Regions from separate parts of the Homo sapiens genome. Here region 2 is linked to region 1. Evidence: chromatin loops called from intact Hi-C (ENCODE). Cell type or tissue: ascending aorta. All regions are shown on one strand. Links, peaks and the distances in the headings refer to the core of each region. The heading gives the core; the rest is flanking DNA.

Region 1 (4,451 bases), core at 1,168-3,667:
TCGGGTTCAGAAGGTGGCCTCTCATGTTCTTCCCTCTCTCCCACAACTCTCCTTAAGGGCTCCTGACCTTGACCTCTCCCACCCTGCCCTCCTACACTAGGTGGCCTCCCGCCTCCTTCATTTTCCCTTTGAAGCCTTTATTAAGGAACCATTAACATGCAGGGGGAGGGGGAGATGCACTTGACAATGTTTAACTTTTAAAGTTTGTGCTTTATCTTAGAAATTTCAAAAAGAAACACTTCAACTCAAGCACCCTAGAATTATACATCCCATTCTAAGTTCCTAATCTGTGGGATCATATCACTATGCTCCCGTGAGATCTTAAACCCTTTAAGGCACAATCAATCAGTGTCCTTCACTGATTAATTTCTCCTCCCCGCAAGCCAGGAAGAGCAGCCCTTTGGTTAAAACTGATCAAACTGTACACCTGACATGTGACCACTTCATTGTATGTAAATTATAACTCAATTTAAAAAATGAGTCCCCCACACCTTTGTCAAAACACAGGACATCTGCAACCATCCCCCCAGAAGGTTCCCTGGTGCGCCTTCCTTGTCAGGTGTGAGGCTTTCGTTTGTGTGTGGCCAAGAAGTTTTGATTTCTCTTTCATAAAATGTTTCAGGTACACATCCCTGGGTAGAAGGAAGAAGCATAGTATGAGAAAAGAACACTAAACTCGAGAATCAGATCTCGGCACTACCTGTGTAAGTTTCACCACCTCGGAGTCTCAGATTCCCCGCCCTCCAAGGGAGGGTTGAGCTAGGTGATTGCTCCAACTCGCTGAAAGCTCTGACATTCTGTTTCTGGGCTGATATCTAACAAAACAACACCATGCAAATGCCTACTGAAAAACCTCCACTTCAATTTTGCTTATGTAAATACCACTCAAGCGAGTTAATGAGAACTTTAACATGTTTTTTTTTTAATGGTACTGACCTCAAAACAAATGGTAAATTTTCATTAAATCAAGTGAGATGCAATTAACATATCTGACCTGACTGTGTACCTATTTATACTAGGCACTTTTTACCTGAACAATTTTCCGGCAATACTAAATTACAAGTAAACTCTTGGTTAAAACAAACAAACAAAGGCATTAAGTTGAGTGAGGCGTTTTCTCCCACTCTCTCACCTCACAGGACTCACATAAACCAGGACTCGACCCACCTCCCGTGACTGCGTGCCGGGCACTGCCGGCCACTCCTGCCGCCACCGTGCGTTCTAGTGAGGCACATTCGCTTTCTGACGTGCTCACAAGTCCGCCGGCGGAAGCTACGGTTCCGTTCTCACCTTAACTGCATATATACCTCTTTCCTCACTCTGAATGCTGAACTGAAAAGGGCATTTTCAGGTTAACTCATTTTACTGTTAGTTTTCCTCAATGACAAAAAAAATTAAGCAAATACTGAGGATTTTATACCATAAAACTACAGTAAGAAATGGGGGCAAAGGACACCACACAAACATCACTCACAGTCTACTTTTGGAAGGAAAAAGGTAACATATTTCATTTTCGGATTTAAAAATGTTTTCTTTATACTACAGGGTGGAAGAATATACGTGCGTGTGTGTGCGTCTGTGTGTTTGTTTGTTTGTTTTTCTAACAATTCAAAAGAAAATTTCCTGAAGCTGGTGAGGCAAAAAAAAAAGTTTCTAACTAGTAAGTTTTAAATCATAAAAAAAAGAAAAAAAAGGAGAAGAAAGAAAGAAAAAGAAGGGAAATTAACCACTACCTCAGAACAATAGTTTTAAAATGGTTTAATTGTAAAAACTTGGTGGCAGCTCAGAATTTGAATTTCGAGTTCTTCTGTAAAGTCCTGCATGAACTGGCAAGGTAAACGTCACAATTTTGAAAATAGTGAAGTAAGGGAAATAAGGAAGTCTGAACGTTAAACAATCCAAACACCTCCTCTTTTATTAAATCTAACGTTTGGCAAAGAAACCAGCCTTTGCCTCAAACTATCAGGGTTGCATGAACTTTTTAAGCCACACTCAAGTGTTTTGGAGAACATCCCCCACCCTGCCCAACTCTCTGCCCTGTGTCCACCCCGGGCCGTGGGCAGCCACTCTACTTTACCTGGCGATGCCCACTGCCTACCACCCCCACTGCCTCCTCCCCAGCTCCACCAGCCCAGCTCACTGAACAAGGGTCAGGCCTCCCACCTAAGGCAAACAATCCACAGGCTAGCCAATATCCTCAAACCCAGGACCAGGGCAGGGGTCGGGGTGGGGAATGAACTAGATCAAGTTTCTCTCAAGGATGTGAACTATGAAATGTGACAGGAATTGGTCACTTAGAAACTGAAAGAATGCAACAAGAAATGCCACAGAGTTGAACTGGGGCCAGAGGGCTTTCAGACAGCTAAGCACGTCCTCGAGCTGAAGCCACATGGAAAACTAGGAGTGAGCAAAGCAGCCAGCTGGTGGCGGGGTAGAAGGCTCCAGCACATGGAGCCAGGCACAGTCCCACAGGGCAAAATCCTAGAGAAAAACTGTGGCTGAGGCCCCCAGAGCAGCCAGGAACCTCCCTCCACTACCAGGCTCTGGAGCTCAGCCCATCCCAGCTCGAATTCCCGGATTCCTGTGTGATTCCTATCACACTATACATGTTCCCACTCACCAAACTCCTTCCCAAGCTGGCTGGAGTGGGTCTTTGCCTCATACAACCAAAAGCCAAAACAGCACAGATAACATGCAAATGGCAAACATGGTAAGTCAACAACATAAAATACTGTTAACAGCCCTAGCTACACATATTTAAGATGTGTAACTACATCTTAACACACGTAACTTCTTAACACACAGACATCTTAACACACAGAGCTTCTTACCCACACACACAAACCAAAACCTCACACCTGAAAGGGAAGGCGCACCACAGAACCTTCACCAGGGGGATGGATTCAAATGTCCTGTGTTTTCACAAAGGTGTGAGGGATTCTTTTGTTAAAACTAATCAAACTGTACACCTGACACGTGACCATTTCACTGTATGTAAATTATATCTCAAGTACAGTGGCTCACACCTGTAATCCCAGCACTTTGGAAGGCCAAGGCAGGAGGATCACCTGAGGGCAGAAGTTCAAGACCAGCCTGGCCAACATGGAGAAACCCCATCTCTACTAAAAAACAAAACAAAACAAATATATATGTGTATATATACACACACACACACACACACACACACACACACACACATACATACACACACACACACACAAATTAGCCAGGTGCGGGGGCAGGCACCTGTAATCGCAGCTATTCGGGAGGCTGATGCAGAATCGCTTGAACTCAGGAGGCAGAGGCTGCAGTAAGCCAAGATCGCGTCACTGCACTCCAGCCTGGACGAGAGCAAAACTCCGTCTCAAAAAATAAAAATAAAAATAGACCAGGAGAGGTGGCTCACGCCTGTAATCCCAGCACTCTGGGAGACCAAGGCGGGTGGATCACCTGAGGTCAGGAGTTCGAGACCAGCCTGGCCAACATAGAGAAACCCCATCTCTACTAAAAATACAAAAATTAGCGGGCATGGTAGTGCAGGTCTGTAATCCCAGCTATTTGGGAGGCTGAGGCAGAAGAATCGCTTGAACCCAGGAGATGGAGGTTGCAGTGAGCTGAGATCGCGCCACTACAATCCAGCCTGAGTGACAGAGTGAGACGCTGTCTCAAAAAAATAAATAAAATAAATTTTAAAACAAACCCTGTCATGTAAATTCTTCCCGTAAGAGGACTTCTTGTTTTTCAAAACTATTGATCTATATAAATCCCACAAACATACGCTGAGCAGAAGCAGCCAGCTGCTAAAACACCTGCGTTTCTATTTATAGAAGGAACAGAAACAGGTAACAGTCCTCTGTGTATTAGGAGTCAAAACAGTGGCTCACTTGAACCAGGGGAGACTTCTTCCTGGGTTGCCATGTTCTGGTTCCTGACCTTGGTGCCAGTATCCCAGGTGTGCTGAGTGTGACACACGTTTTCATCAGGTGTGTGCTCATGAAAGACACATTCTCCTGTCTGTATTATATTTTCTGGTATGTATGTTATATCTTAATAATAACACAAAAGAGAAAGGAAAAGAAGAAATACCCTACGGTAATCTAAAAATGACTGGAAAAGGTTTGCTTTGCATCTAGTAAAATGCTTATTTTCAGCCAAATTCTTCAGGTAAATAACGGAAAAACTCATTCAACAGAGTCATTTGAATCGTGAGTAAAACTCCATCGCACAGTGCTCAGTTCTAACACCACCTAAAGTGAATTCACCCATAGGCAGAGCACTCTTCCACACGAGCAGCAAAGACCACACTCCATGTCCCTTTGCTACTCTAACGAAGGAAAAAAAGAGCACAACCCCGAGGAAGAAGTGCTTAGAATCCCACTTCTGTGTGTTCAAAGGGAGAATTAACTTCAATTCATACATTACCCTGAGGTGCATTTTTTTTAATAAGCAGA
Region 2 (3,306 bases), core at 807-3,306, 1.0 Mb before region 1:
TTGTTCTCTTCAAGAAGTTCCGGGTCACCAGCCTGACCAACATGGAGAAACTCCGTCTCTACTAAAAATACAAAAATTAGCCAGGCGTGGTGGCGCATGCCTGTAATCCCAGCTACTTGGGAGGCTGAGGCAGGAGAATCGCTTGAACCCGGTAGGCGAAGGTTGCAGTGAGCCAAGATCGCCCCATTGCACTCCAAGCCTGGGCAACAACAAGAGCAAAACTCAGTCTCAAAACAAAACAAAACAAAAGAAGTTCAGGGTCTTCCCATTGCAAGCAGTTCTAGATCGAGGAGAGGGGTTCCTAGCATGGGACCCAGCAGAAGGACTGTCCTTCGCTCCTTCATTGTCTACGTGGACAGTGGATGAAGCCCAGCCGAACCTGCCTTGTTCCCGTTTTCTGGGTCAGCAGGGAAAGCCTTTCACAGAGTAGCCACCGTGCCATCCTGAGGAAGGCCCTGGGTCAGAAGCTTCTGTGCTTCTTTGTACCCCGGGCGAGACACACAGGTGCTCACACTGCTCTGTAGAAACTGTTGGCATCCAAGAGAGACTCACCTGGAAATCTCTGGAAAACCTGAAGCTCCTAGCTGGGGGTGCTGTGCTTCAGATGCTGGTGGTGGGTGGGCACCCTTGCATCAACAGCTGCACAGTGTGTGGTGGGCTTGCAGGGTCGCTTGGCAATAGTAGGAGCTCTGATTTATTTTTTTAAACTTTTTTTCTGGCTGGGCACGGTGGCTCACACCTGTAATCCCAGCACTTTGGAAGGCCTAGGCGGGCGGATCACTTGAGGTCAGGAGTTTGAGACCAGCCAGGCCAACATGGTGAAACCCCATCTCTACTAAAAATACAAAAATTAGCCAAGCGTGGTGGCACACACCTGTAATTCCAGCTACTTGGGAGGCAGAGGCACAAGAATTGCTTGAACCTGGGAGGCAGAGGTTGCAGTGAGCCAAGATTATGCCACTGCACTCCAGCCTGGATGACAGAGCGAGACTCTGTCTCAAAAAAAATAGACAAAGCCAGGCGCAGTGGCTCATGCCTGTAATCCCAACACTTTGGGAGGCCGAGGTGGGTGAATCACGAGGTCAGGAGATCGAGACCATCCTGGCTAACACGGTGAAACCCCGTCTCTACTGAAAATACAAAAAAATTAGCCAGGCGTGGTGGCGGGCACCTGTAGTCTCAGCTACTCGGGAGGCTGAGGCAGGAGAGTGGCGTGAACCCAGGAGGCGGAGCTTGCAGTGAGCTGAGATCACGCCACTGCACTCCAGCCTGGGCGACAGAGCGAGACTCCGTCTCAAAAAAAAAAAAAAAATAGACCTTTTTGTGTTTTCTGTTCTACTACACAAGTAATACAGGTTGAGTATTCCTTAACCTAAATGCCTGGGACCAGAAGTGTTTCGGATTTCAGGTTTTCGAATATTTGCATGTTCATAATATAATGAGACCTTGGGAATGAGCCCCAAGTGTAAACACAAAATCCATTTATGTTTTATAGACATCTTAGGCACATAGCCTGAGAGTAATTTTATGTATTTAGTAATTTGGACGTGAGCCACAGTTTTTGACTGTGACCTGTCCCATGAGGTCAGGTGTGGAATTTTCCACTTGTGGTGGGCGCTCAAAAAGTTTCAGATTTTGGAGCCTTTCAGGTTAGAGACATGCAATCTATAATAAGTTTAATCTAGGAAAAGTTAGGGTCTGGCACAGAGGCTCACGTCTGTGATCCCAGCACTTTGGGAGGCTGAGGCAGGCAGATCACTGGAAGTGCTGGACGGGTGGGGAAGTGCCGGGTGCAAGAACCAAGCTCTTTGACTATGGACCTCAGCCTGAGGTTGGTCAAGAGGTGGAGTGAGTGGGGGCTGAGGACCTTCATCCTGAAACCCTGATGCAGGAGAGTCTGGGGTCTGCCTTCTACCCTCATGTGGCGGGTGAAGGAGCAAGGTTCTCAACTCAGGAGGGTTCTTCCCCTCTCCATTCCCACCCAGGGGACATCTCACAACAACTAGAAACAATTTTGTCGCAGCTGGGGGGTGGGAGGTGTGTTCCTGGCATCTATCTAATGGGTGGGGGCGAGGGACGCAGCCCAACACCCTACACTGCACAGGACACAGCGAGATCCGGCCTCAAATGGCAGCCATGGCAGCGTCAGCCCTCCAGGGGGCGCGCCCCTGGCGCAGGTGGTGTGCCGGCCCACAGCTCCTTGCAGGCTGGGAGCTGCATTTTCGTGACATGTCATGAGTCCTCAGAGAAAAAGAGGGAACGAGTGCATGGTGGGGAGGGGCCCTGGCGTGCTGGAGTCTCTGGGTTTCCTTCTCCAGAGACCCCTGCAGTCAGCTGAGCGCAATCAGTCACGTTGGGCTTTGCTTGGATCTCACTGGAATTTTTCGAGCCACCCCTTAGTCCTCACCTTGCTAAGCCCTCACGTCTCAATAACCTCAAACCTCAGTACCTGGGCTGAGAAAGCCTGAGTGGCCCTGGGAGAGAGACCCTGCACCCAAGGACAAGGACATCCCTGCTTCACCCAACCCAAAGGCCAGTCTGGACATATGAACTCAACCAGCTAAGAGTGATATGATTGATTGATGAGAATCACCAGAGCACTTGCCAGAGTTTCAGCTTCTCCCTGGGCCAAAGTGAAGTTTGCTTTACACAGTAAATGTGCTCTGTGCAGGTCCTGAATTTAGAAGGCTGTGCTGTGTCATCCTGCTCTGTAAATGGCCAGTAGGACCCCCGCCCCTTCTCAAGGCACATTACCCGTTTAAAACGGGGGAGGCAAGAGCACAAAGCGCCCACCTATTCACCGAAGAGCATGTATATAACTTAGGGCCTTCCATCCTTAAACAACAGGACCTTCCTTGCTCTTAAGGAAAAGGAAACAGGTTCAGAGACGTTAATTCATTGCCAAGGTCACACAGATAATGGGTCCAGCGAAGAGTGGTGTCCGAGCCCAAGGCAGCAGGCCTTTGGCCACTGCAGTGTTAAACAGCACAGCTGGTGTGGAAGTCCGGTGCTGAGTCCTGGGTACCTGGACTCGGAGGGAAGCTGGCTGCAGGGGGAAGGGGCTGCGCAGTTGTGGATGTACCTGTCGTCTGCTGGGGGGCGTGCGGGTGGACACAGTCCCCCGGCCTGGGGAGCCTCGTGGGAGAATTAAGAGTTACTCCGGGCCAAATGGCCGGAGTTGTCAGATCTGGCAGCGTCTTCGCTGGGGCTCCAGGGAGCTGCTGCTGGGGTGGAAGCTCTCACACTCTTTCTCCACGTGCCCTTTCCAGTTCCCTGACATCGTGGAGTTCTGCGAGGCCATGGCCA

The links. Hi-C counts contacts between places; a loop is a spot of excess contacts. Peaks named below come from ENCODE experiments on the same cell type or tissue, not always from the same donor. Only the 100,000 strongest peaks of a DNase experiment are listed, where the experiment ranks them.
Region 2: it touches region 1 in a loop (2.7-fold over the local background); 2 of 110 quality-filtered maps call a loop at or near these places.

Annotation. Positions count from the first base shown.
Region 1 is chr17:77,143,847-77,148,297 of GRCh38, reverse strand. The region is part of intron 3 of SEC14L1 (SEC14 like lipid binding 1); the gene reads right to left. Among named protein-coding and RNA genes, the nearest start is that of SEC14L1, 5.1 kb to the right of the region's middle. In ascending aorta, for the core only: a CTCF peak has its summit at 2,412 (motif pointing right); a DNase peak (open chromatin) is centred at 2,397; H3K4me3 peaks cover 1,011 bases; H3K27ac peaks cover 1,230 bases.
Region 2 is chr17:78,175,582-78,178,887 of GRCh38, reverse strand. It overlaps TK1 (thymidine kinase 1), which reads left to right. Exons shown (of 7, transcript NM_003258.5): 5 at 3,270-3,306. Among named protein-coding and RNA genes, the nearest start is that of SYNGR2, 8.7 kb to the right of the region's middle. RefSeq lists enhancers at 1,570-2,347, 3,076-3,125, 2,348-3,126, 3,136-3,255, 3,276-3,306. In ascending aorta, for the core only: a CTCF peak has its summit at 2,141 (motif pointing right); a DNase peak (open chromatin) is centred at 2,157; H3K27ac peaks cover 2,000 bases.